Regions from separate parts of the Homo sapiens genome. Here regions 1 and 2 are each linked to region 3. A link is a contact called in ENCODE Hi-C or POLR2A ChIA-PET data. All regions are on one chromosome and are shown on one strand. Each heading gives the region's core, a stretch centred on a gene start or an enhancer-like site at or near the end of the contact. The rest is flanking DNA. Distances are from core to core; before and after follow the strand shown. Region 1 holds the start of LYRM2 (LYR motif containing 2). Region 2 holds the start of PM20D2 (peptidase M20 domain containing 2). Region 3 holds the start of MANEA-DT (MANEA divergent transcript).

Region 1 (4,766 bases), core at 457-2,956, 5.9 Mb after region 3:
TATAGAGAACAGTACTAATGGATTTTTTACAAGAAACTAGAGTCCTGCCAGATAATAAAAACATATAAAACAAAAAGTAAAAACTTAACCCTAAATGAAACAATTCTGGACAGATTACTCAGACCCTAAAAGAATTTATCATACAGTCAAAAAGGCATCCATCATAAAGCCCCGAAAAAGGAATGAGTTATGTAATCAATGGTATTGATACAGCTTAACATCTAGAAAAGAACTTAGATCCACGTGATGCTGTAAACCAAAGTAAATTCTAGATGGAGTAAATATTTTAAAAATTAAAGTTTTTAAAAAACGAATTACAAAGGCCTGAATGGGAAATGAAAAGCCTCAAAAGGCACAAAAATACATGATTGTATAAAGTTTCTGTATGTATAAAGAAATGACAAAAAATATAGAGCCCATATAAATGTCCTCATCATAAACGGACCCAAGTCATGAACAATTCACAAAAACAGTATAACTAAAAATGGCGAGGGGTATTTAACTTCACTCCTTTTAAAAAGTTAGCAATTAACTATTACAGCTAATGTATTAGACAAAATTTGGCATATATTATTGATAATATGATCATGCAGTTAGCATCATTCATACAATGCCTGGTAAAGTTCAAAAGAGCTAATGATTAGAGTTCTTACATGTGCCAGGACCTGTTCTCAGTACATTAGAGATACACAACTGAGGTAGATGCTATATTTCACTTTACAGGGGAGGTAATAGGCCAGGAGAGGGGAAATAGCCAGAACACAGCTAGGAATAGGGAGCCCCAGGATGCTAACAGGCGAGGCAAGCAAGTCCCCAGTAAACTAGTAATTGAACATTTTTCGTTCTATTTTAATTCGATACAACACCACTTGGAAAATTAATATGGCAAAGATTCGCTAACTCCACTTCTAGTGATTTAACCCAAAGGCATGTGTATTGTGGGAAAGATAAAACAACTATAAGGAAATAAAAGCAAAAGCCTGAGGCTTAGGGATGTTAGGCTCCTCGTTATTAGTGATGAAAAGTGCTTAAGACTGAAGTGGGTGAGCCATTCAAAGCTTTGTTTCAAATGATCATGAAGGCCACCGCTCCCGGAAAACCTTTGCGCTACAAAAGAACAGGACAAAAACGAGAAAGAGAAAAAACCAACACAAACTGTAAAAGAAATTAACACTTTCAATTTTAGTATTTTCAACTATACACATTTTTAAAGGCTCGAAAGAACATTTAAATACGTTTTCACCTCTTTCCCCCAAAAAAACCTTAACTTTTTTTTCGAGACAGGGTCTCGCTCTGTCGCCCAGGATGGAGTGCAGTGGTGCGATCTCGGATCACTGCAACCTTCACTTCTCGGGTTCAAGCGATTCTCCTGCCTCAGCATCCCGAGGAGCTGGGATTACAGGCACCTTACAGGCCTCCCAGAGTGCTTGGGACTGCAGGTGAGAGCCACCGCGCCCGGCCTCCTTCACTTTCATTTGAACTCTCTTTACCAGGAACTGTGTTAAGTGCCCTACCTTTCTTCTTTATCAAAACGACCCTATGGTGCACTGTTATCCTATTTTACCGACGAGAAAACTTCGGCCAGCGCAGCAGCTAGGGCTCAGTCCCGAAGCCTCGCGCTCTCAGTCCGAGAGCAACCCGCGGGCCGTCTCCTAGGAAACCGGGCTCGCCACACCCCTTGGTCGAACCCCACTTCCGCTCCTGCGCGCTGAGGCTCCGGCGGACCTCTGGTGGACATGGCTGCTTCCCGCTTACCCCCAGCGACGCTAACGTTAAAGCAGGTACCGGCGGTTCTCTGCCTTCCAAAGCAGCTTACCTGGGTCTGAGCTGGATTCTCCATCTGTCCCTATCCCCAACGGGGCGGGTTCCGGGGTCCTGATGCGGCGTGCGCGCCCTCTGAGATTGGCCCGATGCCTGCGGGGCGGTGCTTCGCTCCGCGGGGCCTGACGGGAGGCACTGGCTGCTTCCTTGGTTTGGTGCGATCGCGTGAGACAGCGTCAGGCGCTTGATTTCCCTGAGTCCCGGTGCCTCAGCTGCCCAGTGCCCACGGTAAAAGTCTATTGCACTGAGCTGTGGCAAACAGCAAATGAGATTACCAAAGATTTGAACAACTGTTAATTTAGAAAAAGTGCTGTCGTTGTAATAACAACTTCTAGGAGACCGGCAGCCCTTTTCAGCCCGGTAGGCAGCTCCTGATTTTTTAATGGTTCTTAGGTTTGACAGAGCAGTAAGCAAAAAGATCAGATGAACCTCGTGATGCTTTCTTTAAAACATCTTTTTGAGACAGGGCCTCACTCTCGCCCAGGCTGAGTGCAGTAGCGCAATGAAGGCTTACCTCAGCTTAGACCTCCTGGGCTCAAGTGATCCTCCCATCTTGGCCTCCCAAAGTGCTGGGATTACAGGCCTGAGCCACTGCATCTGGCCAAAAAAAGAAAAAAAAAAGTTTTTCTTTGCCTTTTTCAAAATTGACCAACGAGAAGTACTCTGGTTACAGCTTGGTTTGCTGAAGTAGAACTTTCCAGGCTGGCGATTGTGCAGTAGTAATTGCTATTTACTCCTCCCTTTTACAGTTCGTAAGAAGGCAACAAGTTCTTCTCCTCTACAGAAGGATTTTGCAAACAATTCGGCAAGTTCCAAATGATTCTGATCGCAAATACCTGAAAGATTGGGCAAGAGAAGAATTCAGAAGAAACAAAAGTGCCACCGAAGAGGTGAGAACAAAATCATGGTGAGGACAGATCCTAACCCTTTTTATTGATCAGTGAATTTTTTTTTTTAAGTTTAGCAGACATCTTGGAATATAGTGCCACTGAGCTGGTATATCTTGATCATTGCTTGTAATGTTACCGATTTTAAATTATTATTTTAAAATTTAGTATTTTAAAATATGTAGATAAAAGAGTATCTACACTCTTCAGCATCATCACTTGACTTTTATGTTGTACATTTTATATGTATGTATGTGGAACTCTTTTAGCTTTTCTAAAAGGCAGCAGTTCCAATAGGTAGTATTGGTTCTTGATTTTAACAGATAAAATGGTATAGCTATACCTTGTTTAACCAGGTAAAACTATAACCAGATTTCACTTTATTCTACAGGATACAATCCGGATGATGATTACTCAAGGCAATATGCAGCTCAAGGAGTTAGAAAAAACACTTGCTTTAGCAAAATCTTAACTATAGCATTATTCTGAAGGATTTTCAAAGTCTCCATGTGTTTTGTTGCATTTAGGATTAACAATGGACAACACAAAGCCCAGTCTTACTATTTATATGTACAGTATTTGGTGATAGAGAGCAAAGGAAAAACACATCAGAACAGTTGCCTTAACACTGAAAAACATACCCTGCATTTTGAAAATGTTTATGGATGTCTCAGCAGTTCTTAAAAGAAGAAAAAAACCACTAACAAATGGCCAGTAGATGCTGGACACAATCATTAGGGAAGTGTAAATCAAAACTACTATGAGGTCGGGTGTAGTGGCTCATGCTTGTAATCCCAGTACTTTAGGAGGCTGTGGTAGGTGGATCACTTGAGGTCAGGAGTTCAAGACCAGCCTGGCCAGCATGGTGAAACCTCATCTCTACTAAAAATACAAAAATTAGCTTGGTGTGGTGGTGCATTGCCTGTAGTCCCAGCTACTTGGGAGGCTGAGGCAGGAGAATCACTTGAACCCAGGAAGTGGAGGTTGCAGTGAGCTGAGGTCGTGCCACTGCACTTCAGCCTGGGTGACAGAGTGAGACAGTCTCTAAAAAAAAAAAAAAAAAACAACCCTGAGATTCACATTCACTAGAATGGCTGTAATTAAAAAGAGAAATAATAATAAGTCTTGGTGAAGATGTACAGAAATTACAGAACCCTCATACATTGCTGGTGGGAATGTAAAATGGTGTAGCCACTTCAGAAAACAGACGGTCAGTTCCTCAAAAGATGAAACAGCTGCTGTATGAGTTAGCACTTCTACCCCATGCCCATAGCCATTATTTGGCACTAAAAAGAAACGAAGGACTTATATATACTAAACATGGATAAACCTTGAAAACGTTAAGTGAAAGAAGCCGGTCACAAAAGATCACATGATGATTCCATTCATACGAAATGTCCAGAATAGGCAGAAAGATTAGTGGTTGCCTAGGCTGGCTGTAGATGGAATGGAGTAACTGCTAATGGGTGTAGGGTTCCTTTTCAGGGTGATGAAAATATCCTACAGTTAGCTTGTGGTGTAGGCTGCACAACTCTTGAATATATTCAAATCCACTGAACTGTACATTTTAAATGTAAGGTATGAATTGTATCTCAATAAAGCTGTTATTAAAAAACTCTTGAGGTGTAGGACTGAAAGTATACTGACACCAGGAGATACCCTGGAACTTTCTCGAAAAATCCTGCATTATCCCTGAGGGTTGTTCAGGTACGTTCTTCAGATGTGTCATAGTTTGATAGAGAACTCATCAAAAAGATCACCACTGGGAATCTAGATCTTTGTTGAAAAGGGAAGAGAAAGAGAAGCTTAATGAGCACATTGAAGCACTTACCAGAAAGAAGAGGGAAGACTTCTGGATGAAACCTCTGTGAGTACCTTAACATTCACATGGAAGTAGTAAAAATAAGATTCTGGGTGCAGTTCTCCAATGACAGGAAAAAAAACAAAGAGAATTTGAAGAATACGTCAGAGACAAATACATTACAACCAAAATTGACTTCAAGGCACTTTTGAAGGAGATCAAATTTATAACAAAATAATTTAGTGAAAGTGAAAGCT
Region 2 (4,487 bases), core at 434-2,933, 6.4 Mb after region 3:
TTTTTTTAATATATTTTAGTAGAGACAGAGGTTTCACCATGTTGGCCAGGCGGGTCTCGAACTCCAGACCTCAACTGATCTGCCCACCGCTCTTCATTCTTGACCCTTAACTCATTAAATACGATATGTCTCTCGCTGACTACTCAGAACCTTTAAAAACGTGGTTGAAGCGAAATCTCTCCAGTGTTTGTGACATGGCAAAGCATGCTTCCCCCAACCCAAACAAAAACCTAACAAATGCAAAAACGAGCCTCCAGAGACAGAAAAAAGAAGGCAGCTAAAGTGAAAAAGCCACAAAAGATGTAGTGTTAGGATAAAAGAGGAAGGTTACTGACACTGGGGGAAATGAACTAAAGAGTATGAAAATAAAACATTTGTTTTCCCCTTAACTGAATGACGATTGAATCTTAGCTCATAGTGTAGAATATACCATCTGGAAAAGCAGAGTAAAACAGGATTAAACTTGCCCTACGACAAACATAAACGACATTTCCCTGTTTAAAGAGTCGAGGTATTTCTTAAAATCATAAAACAAAAAAATTAAGACTTAAGGATGAACTCATCTATGTATAATGCTCATTCACTTCCCCTTTATTTGTATACTTCTAGGGGTCTGGTGGTTCTAGCGACTGAAAATTCCTATCCAAATACCAATGACTTGAATCACATTTTCTAGGACTGCCACAAACAAAAGATTTATTTGGAGACGAATAAAAAGGGGCCGTAGGATTACCTACAAGAAGTTATTTCCTCCTGAGATTGATGGCACAACCTTGTCAGCAAATTGCTGTTGCCTCTCTCAGTTACCAAAAATAACCCGTAACAAACACCAGGCTTGGGTGTAAGTTCTTTCCTAAGGGAACAACTCAGCAGAGCTGTTTATAACTAGAGAGGAGGAAACAATAATCTGCAAGATGTCGCCAGGTCGGCAACGCGAACTGACTTTGACTGGGGGTTCAGCTCTGCTCCTGCGCCGAGGCGAGGACCGCAGGTTTAGCGCGGTCCCACACACACCTGCCCCGGGCGGGAGGGCACCGAGGCGCGCGGGACGCACGAGAGTCCCGCCCTTCCCGGGTCGCCCCCGACCCGGGCAGTCGGATAGGGTCCCGCACCCGGGCCCCACCTCACCTTCACGGGCGGAGGCGGCCTGGGGAGGCCCTCTAAGGCCCCCCTCACGCCCAGCGCGGCCGCCGCCCCGACCTCAGCGATGAGGTTGTGGCCGCAGGCGTGGCCGATGCCGGGCAGCGCGTCGTACTCGCAGAGGAAGCCCAGGTGCAGCGGGCGTGGCGTGGCGCTCGGTGCCCGGGCCTCCGGCGGCTCCCACTCGGCGCGGAAGGCCGTGGGCAGCTGGTAGTGCGGCTGCACTGCCCAGGAGGCCGCGGGCGGCTCCCGCTCGAAGAAGTGCGTCAGCACGCGGTGGGCATGGTGCTCCTCGTAGGCCAGCTCGGGCTGGCTCCAGATCGCGCGGCTCAGGGCCCCCAGCCGCTCGGCCGCCTCGTCGATGCACTCCGCCGAGCGCAGCTTCAGTAGCTCCAGCTCGGAGCGGCCATTGCACGCGCCCCCTTCCACGGGCCGCTCCCCTCCGGGCCTCATGCTGCCCAAGCCCGCTGCCCTCTGCGCCCTCTCGCTCCCTGGCTCGGCCGCAGGTAGCGACCGCCCGCGCACGCGCCCAGAGGCCTCCAGGACCCCGGCGGAGCGCGCACGCGGCCACACAGCTCCCAGGGCACCACCCCCAGTCCCGGGGCCGCCCCCGGCGCCGCGCGGGAAACGCTGGCGGCCGCTCGTACCCTACCAGGCGCTCTGCCCCGCCGTGGGGTTTTGGGGGTGCTGTGGAGAAGGCAGGGCTCGGGACTCTTCCACCTCCTTGGCTGCTCTGGCCTTTGAGTTATGCTCTAAGATTATCGATTACTTTTCCGTTGTTGCTTATTTCCCACAGCAGCAGAATGAGAACGGTTATTAGTTAATAGCCATCAGAGACAGACCAAGTGGAACACAGTCCTCGGAAAAACGCCACTCTGTAGCATTAGTAATTAAAACCTCACAAGGTTTGTATTTCCTGAAGGAGGCCGTCAGTGTCAATGCTGTACTAACGACGGTACTGTACGTAAGTTTCGGTACTGCCCCCACTTTCTTCTCCTTGACATTGTATTACTAAAAGCTGCAGCTACTCTCTACAGTTTTCTCATTGGTTACTAATGTCTGGAACAGCAGCTAGATTATGCAGTAAGCTCTTGGTATGTATTAGCTATTATATAATAATTTATTTGAATAGAGTAGAACTAAAAATTTGAAATGAGTTAAAACCAAAGAGTTAAAAGATTTATGGTAGTAAATATTCATACTGTTTTGTTGATTTGGACAGTTGTCTTGAACAGCTTTGAAAGGGAACATATGACAGGTTTCGTTTATAATTTTAATTGATGCTGAACTCCACTAACATGATATGTGCAGCTGGTGTTACATTATAACTGAGTTTTTTAATTACCCAGTGAAGAAATTCAAGATGTCATGCTCTTGTTTTTCTCCAGAGTGAACCACAAAGTCTGAAAAACTGTTGTTGACGGTATGCCTATTAATAACACTGTAGATGTTTATATTCTGAGGTTTTCCACATATTAAAAGCTTCTATCAGCTCTTCATACCCTATCATCTTTCCTTAATTTGTCTCAACTATGTTAAATGGGACACAATATATTAATGTGATAAACCAAATGAATATTTTGAAAATAAGTCTAAGGGAAGCTAACATGCACGAAGACTATCAACTACTGTTTTTACTACTCTATATGCTAATAATACCAGAGTAAATGTCACATTCCATTCACGTCTGAAAACTTTCTTTCTCAGTTAACACTCCAACAAAAACTCAGCTCTAAAAACAACAAATGTGTTATTAAATTCCTGGGCCCCCTTGGCGATAATAAATCTTTCTCTGGTATTCTGCTGAAGAAAATTACCCTGTATCCACGAGATCCAATATTATCCTGCTCAGTTAGTTGGCTAAAAAAAGGGGAGAAGGGGGGATTGGAGAGCAAAAGCAATAGGTGACATTTGTAGAGCAATTACTCTGTGCTAGGCACTGTTCCAAGGGCTTAGCATTTGTTAACTCATTTAATCCTCACAGCAAACTATGAGGTGGTTAATGTGGTTATTTATCTTCATTTTACAGATGTATGTCCAAGATTATAGAGCTAGTAAGTAGTGGACCCACTGTAGAACAGAAGCCAGAGTCAGCCTCCAGTGGCTGACTTTCAGCCACCATGGTCTATTGCTTGTGTAAACAGACATGCAAATTCATAAATGCATCTCCAGTTTATCTATTCAAATCAGAACCCACAACACTCATTTTGAATAAATTTTACTGCAGCAACTCTGCCTGCTGACATCAGTAGAACCCATGTTTGCCCTCCTCAGGCATCAATAAACAGCAACAGAAAAGGGATGCATATAATTTCATATAGAAGCTGCTATTTATATTGCTTTGCAGGAATTAACAAAGCTGCCACTTGAGGTAGAGGAAAGACAGATTCATTTCAAGCTCTGTTCCTTGTGTATATATGTGGGTGGGTGGGTGGGTATACATGCCCACAGGCACGTATGTATTCAGTTTCTACTGTTGACACCTTGTATTTCTTGCTCATGGTATTTTGCACCCTTGAATTCATTTATTTGATAAACTGTGATAACTTGCTGACCGTTTATCTTCCCCTCCAGGCTTTAAACTCTTTTGTTTTCCCACTGCATTCCCCAGCACCTAACATCTTATGGTCAGCATTTCCTCTGTGTTAATAAATATTTGTTGGCTGATTATTCTTCTTGAATCTAATAAACTAACTGAATAATGGCAGCAATTAACCATTAAACGACACTGACTACCAATAGACATTGTTATGCTTCTTCCTAGACTTCTCAGTCCTTTATGTGGAGCTGGGGGCAGGAAGAATTGCTTCTGGAAGCTGATGGAGTTGGACATGTGGCTTTCTAGAATCTGGTCAGCTCATAAATTCTTACTATTACTTTCATTTGTACCCATAATATTCATACAACTGTCTACCCTATCTATGTGCTACTGGTAAGGAACCTGTATGTTTTTATTAGAAACAAAAAAAAATGTATACAAGCTCCCTTCCTTTAGCTGGTGCTGGATCTGAGGAAACAATACAATATCCAGAATTTAGTATTAAGATGTATAACCTTTTTGGGGGGGTGAGAGGAGTGCAGATAGTTCTCTCTTGAGGACTGGTTTTAAAGTATATAAATGTTCTTTCTTGGCTCCTGATGAGAAAAAAGGGGAAAAAATATATAAAGATTCCTCTTCTTTCCTGGCTGCTTAGAAAACCAGCTGTCATCACAACTGACTCAATAACTTTGAGAACAGGACATTCATGACAAATGAGTGCTGTGGTGGAAAGAGTAGATCAAAAATTTCCTTTACCCTGGAAAAGCAACTAAAATACAGCCAAATTGTACAACTATACTGGGTATTA
Region 3 (4,617 bases), core at 1,760-4,259:
GCCACCGTGCCCGGCCAAATTGTCATTCCTTATGTATTATATCATGCTGTGCATTTATCTTTATATCACCTACTAGATTGCTCCTTAAGTTTCAGAAATGGAGTCTTTATCTTCACATTCTAGTAGAGCATAACATATCTTTCACATAGTGTTCATTAAGTGTTCAGCTTTAAAAAAGTTAATTTCTGGCTCTTTGCTGTTTCATTGGTATTCAGGCAGTGTGTGTGTATATATATATATGTATATCTGTGTGTGTGTGTATATATAGACTACTGACCGTATACACACTTGATAAGTTTACGGTGTATACTGAACATATTATAAAGAATCGTAAAGATCCAATAATTTTAAAAATCCAATTTAATAAAAAAAATCATCTTCAACGCTGTAAAACCACAATGACCCTTGAGATGCCTAAAATGTCTGATCTTGCAGGAAAGGGGTGGAGGAACTAATTTAGCTTCAATAAAAGAAAAGTATTATAAGTCACCATAGAGAAAATATTACAAGTTTATTGCAGATATATCTTTCCAAGGCAGGGACCTACTCAAAGTATTGGCTACTGAAAATCTGTTTTCTCCTCAAAAGACTGTTTACATTACTCATACACAATAGGTTCTTTTGAACCTGTAGCTTCTATTTTTTGAGTTTTGTGCTTTTAATCCTTTGAAATGCTGACTTGAAGCTTAGTGATGTCTAATAAAAAATTATTGGACATATCCAGCTAGCTAAGAGACCCCAAGAGATTCAGAAGCAGGGTGGTATGAATTAGTACTTCAAAAATTATTTGCTTTTATCATGTAACTCACAAAAGCCAAAAAGACTTCCCTTTCAATTAACTAAATTAAATCACACAGACTTCTGGTGCTTTTTTTAAAAAATATATTGTTTTCTTCTAATTTTATTTTGTATGAAGCCACCGGAGATAAATATAACTCAATACTAGAAGACACATCTGGAACTTTCAAAATCAGTTTCAAAATCAATCCTTGCCCAGGTCAGTTTTATTGTAAACACTTGTACCCTCTGGTTAACAGAAATTCAGTGAGGTTTAGTTTCTGTTTTTTGTTTTGTTTTGTTTTGTTTTTGAGATGGAGTCTCACTCTGTTGCCATGCTGAAGTGCAGTGGCGCCATCTTGGCTCACTACAACCTCCACCTCCCGGGTTCAAGCGATTCTCCTGCCTCAGCCTCCAGAGTAGCTGGGACTACAGGCGCACGCTACGACGCCCAGCTAATTTTTGTATTTTTAGTAGAGACAGGGTTTCACCATGTTGGTTGGCCAGGATGGTCTCGATCTCTTGACCTCATGATCCACCCACTTCGGCCTCCCAAAGTGCTGGGATTACAGGCGTGAGGCACCGCGCCAGGCCGCAGAATTTTTTTTAACCTCATTTTACAAATGATGAAGCTGAGCAGTTGGTAACTTTTTCAAAAATCTCTGGGCCAGCAAATGGCCAAGAAACCAATCTAAGGTTAATCACCTAGCAAGGAGCAGATCGAGTCTGGCTCAAGAACTCAAGTTCTTGTCCATGCTATTCTGCCTTCCTTTAAGGTATTAGACAAATCAAATTTAGAGGATACACCAGTTATTTTTGTGACACAAGATGAAAGCTGCTGCTATATGGTTATGTTTTCAATTAAGGATTATGTACCTAATAAACAATGATTAACTGTTACCTACTCCATAAACTGTGCCCAAACTTCATCTAAAGACAGCTTATTCTATTTTATGATCATACATTCACTATTCGTCACACGAATAACAGCAACAGCTCTGGAAATGGTGTTTTCATTGTTGTGATTTTTTGTTTTGGGGGGTGTTTTTCTGCATTGAGCCTGAAAATCCACAAATTCACAGCACTCATGTTTTTTTCAGGTGTGATACACCTGAAATAGATGTATTGTCATGAAAGTGATTTGCAAACAACGTGATACAGTATCACCAATATCTAGGTTTTACTTTATATTTTTGTTTCAAACTACTGCCTCAATACTTTAACGTGAACAGCCTATTCCAGTCCCATTTTTCTTATTTTCAAGTTCTTAATCAACATTATCCCCCCCTTGTTGTTGTTTTATAGCACTTCCACATTTTCTCCTAACACTTATCCGTAGGGTCTTACAACAACAAAACCAAACAGTTATACCTGCCTGTACTTCAAGTTGCTTCTTTGGAAAAAGGAACAACAAAAACACTAATCCAGCACTGTTGCATCCCGACTTAGCAAAGGCTAAGAGTCTAAGATGACAGTGCCAAACACGTTAACAGGTGAACTGAAAAACCATCTCTAGCGGCCTCGCCATCGGGCGGTCTCCTCCCGATGCCCAGAGGCGACAGCTACCTTTCCGTTGCACCCAGAGCCCAGCAGGCCTCGATCCTTCTACTCTCCCGGTCGGCTCAAGGCCCAGAGGCAGTCTGGGGGCACAAGGAGAAGGTGCTGAAAAAGGCTTCCATCCGACCCGAAATTTCCACCTTGTCGGGGAGACAAGGAAAATCCGAGGCGACAGGAGGTACCGTTTCAAAGAGGAGGCGGCGACGAGGCCAGTGAGGTGGGGATAAAGCAGTGTAAAAGGCAGTAAAACTAACGCAGACTAAAACAGGCCTAAGAGTGACAGCCTAGGTTAATCGAGGGGGCTACAGGCTCGCCGCTGGGCGCCACCAGCGCCTGCCAGAGGGGCGCCGGGTCAAAGGGCGCCCGGAGGAAAGCGGCCACCAGATTGGCTGGCGGGCGAGCGCGCAGGCGCCCGCGGTGGACCTCGTGCCTGCCGCCGCTGCTGGCGCCGCCGCCTCCAAGAGGTCTGACTCCTGCAGCTACTCACCAGGGTCGGGTAATTCACTTCTTGCAAGGACTCGGCCAGAGGAGAGGTTAAGACCGCGAACATAGAGCTGACTGCCGCCGCGCCCCGAGCCCAGACAGCCCCTCCTCCCCGAAGGCGCGCGCACAGCGTTCCGGGCGCTTTCAGGGGCGGGACGGGTGGGGGCGGGGTCACGGAGCGGGCGGGGCTCGGGGTCTTCCGGAGCCTCCGGTCGCGGGTCTAAGAGGACTAGGGCGGGAGCGGCGCGGAAGAAAGAGAGGACTGCGTTTTGGGGCGTTCTGTCAGAGGGGAAGGACGTGTGGATTGGAGTCAGACTGCACTCCCGCCCTATTTCTGCAAGTAGAACTCACTGCCTTTAGAAACGGTCTTCTGAGGCTCTGTTGGGAGGCTCTAACTGTATTACAGAGGACACATTTTTGTTTGTTTTTATGTGAAACATTCAGAAGTTGCTTGCATCAAGTGCTTTACAAGTACACTGGTTTTCAAACTTTTAAAGTTGAGGAACTGTTTTGATTTTTGTAAAAATAGAACTTTACTTGGAAGCCCAAGGTAGGCAGATGGAGATGGCGTTTTTAATTTGCGAATGTATTCTATAAAATCACATCTGTACTGAAGTACTAGAAATAATTGAGGATAAGTCAGATGTGAAGAGCAAGAACTTTTGAAATAGGATTACAACTGAAGGTTTCCATCTTACATTAGCTTCAGAAAACAAGAAAATGCTATCTTTTGTTTGGTTACATAGTAACAGGAAGTCCTTATTCAAGCTAGAACTTGCTGATGTGAACAGTTTCATAAGGGCTCTCCTTAAAAAGATTTTGTACACCAATTTTAATTGGGAAATATACATATGAGTATATCTCATGTGCATATCTTAAAGAAGAATGAAAAATGCCCAGGTACCCACTACAGAGCTTAAGAAAAAAAAAATGCCAGTATTTTTGGAGTCTTCTAGAAAGAAGACTCTCTAAAAACATCTCCTTCCTTCCGTTCACCATTATGCTGAATTTTATATTACTCATTCCGTTGTATTTCTGAAAATAGTTACATATGTACGATTCCCTAAAAATACTATTTTCCTAGTTTTATATTTCATATGTGAATCATTCTTCATTTTTCCCCTTTTTTCACTAATTTAGGTTTTGAGAGGTTTTGAGATTCGTCTGTATACAAGTCCATTTCCCATAAACTAGACTGGCACATCGTTACCCTTATGCTATTGTTAGACTTTTTAAGTTTTTGCTGATAAGAGCATCTGATTGCTCTTTTAATTTGCATTTTCCCTTTTGCTAAAGCCTGTTCTTAATTTTATCTCATTTTTTATTAAATTGCTTGCTTTTGAAAATTATTTTGTAGATAATATTTATTTTTTCTAGTTTAATTCTCTCTTGTAAGTTACATGTGTTGCAAATGTCTTCTCTTAGTTTATGGACTGTCTTTCCAGTTTTTATGATGTTTCTTGATTGCCAAAAGCTTTATGCTTCAGTATACAGCTTTTTGAATTTAATAATATTTTACATTTTAATTTTGTGCTTTTTGCTTTCTTGCTTACAAGATTCTTCCCAACATAACATCAGAAACTATTCTTTCTTCTACAAGTTTAAAAGTTTAATTGTAGCAACTTTAAACACAGAAAGGACAAATAATAATATAATGAACACCCATGCACTCAACTCTATGTATTAAAACATTTTGCAAACCCCTCCTCCTAATGATTCTTGTCTAAAATTGCCTTAACTATACTTGGCTCTTTACTCTTTCATTGAAATTTTAGGATGAGCCAGCCAAGATCCATTTAA

What was found. Hi-C counts contacts between places; a loop is a spot of excess contacts on that map. ChIA-PET counts read pairs that join two places held with the same protein, here RNA polymerase II (POLR2A). Pooled maps may share reads with other maps.
Region 1: a loop to region 3 is called in a pooled map, with 9 times the contacts of the local background. The contact joins the promoter of LYRM2 here to the promoter of MANEA-DT in region 3. A Hi-C loop is called at or near these places in 6 of 50 pooled maps.
Region 2: a loop to region 3 is called in a pooled map, with 9 times the contacts of the local background. The contact joins the promoter of PM20D2 here to the promoter of MANEA-DT in region 3. A Hi-C loop is called at or near these places in 1 of 37 single-sample maps with no recorded cell type and 6 of 50 pooled maps. POLR2A ChIA-PET finds 5 or more read pairs at or near these places in 1 of 52 experiments (T-cell).

What each region holds. Positions count from the first base shown.
Region 1 is chr6:89,635,687-89,640,452 of GRCh38, reverse strand. It overlaps LYRM2 (LYR motif containing 2), which reads left to right and starts at 1,706. Exons shown (of 3, transcript NM_020466.5): 1 at 1,706-1,781; 2 at 2,571-2,711; 3 at 3,100-4,766. The coding sequence starts at 1,737. The coding sequence ends at 3,180. MDN1-AS1 (MDN1 antisense RNA 1) reads right to left here and starts at 1,921. Exons shown (of 4, transcript NR_111915.1): 1 at 1,817-1,921. RefSeq lists enhancers at 1,907-1,956, 2,177-2,406, 1,759-2,958.
Region 2 is chr6:89,143,251-89,147,737 of GRCh38, reverse strand. PM20D2 (peptidase M20 domain containing 2) reads right to left here and starts at 1,683. Exons shown (of 7, transcript NM_001010853.3): 1 at 1,129-1,683. The coding sequence starts at 1,593. It overlaps LOC101929004 (a long non-coding RNA gene), which reads left to right and starts at 872. Exons shown (of 4, transcript XR_942766.4): 1 at 872-2,045; 2 at 3,905-3,991. RefSeq lists a silencer at 937-1,866.
Region 3 is chr6:95,575,843-95,580,459 of GRCh38, reverse strand. MANEA-DT (MANEA divergent transcript) reads left to right here and starts at 3,009. Exons shown (of 3, transcript NR_104136.1): 1 at 3,009-3,367. It overlaps MANEA (mannosidase endo-alpha), which reads right to left and starts at 2,925. Exons shown (of 5, transcript NM_024641.4): 1 at 2,822-2,925. RefSeq lists enhancers at 2,326-2,425, 1,889-2,829 and silencers at 2,626-2,685, 2,966-3,055, 3,106-3,185.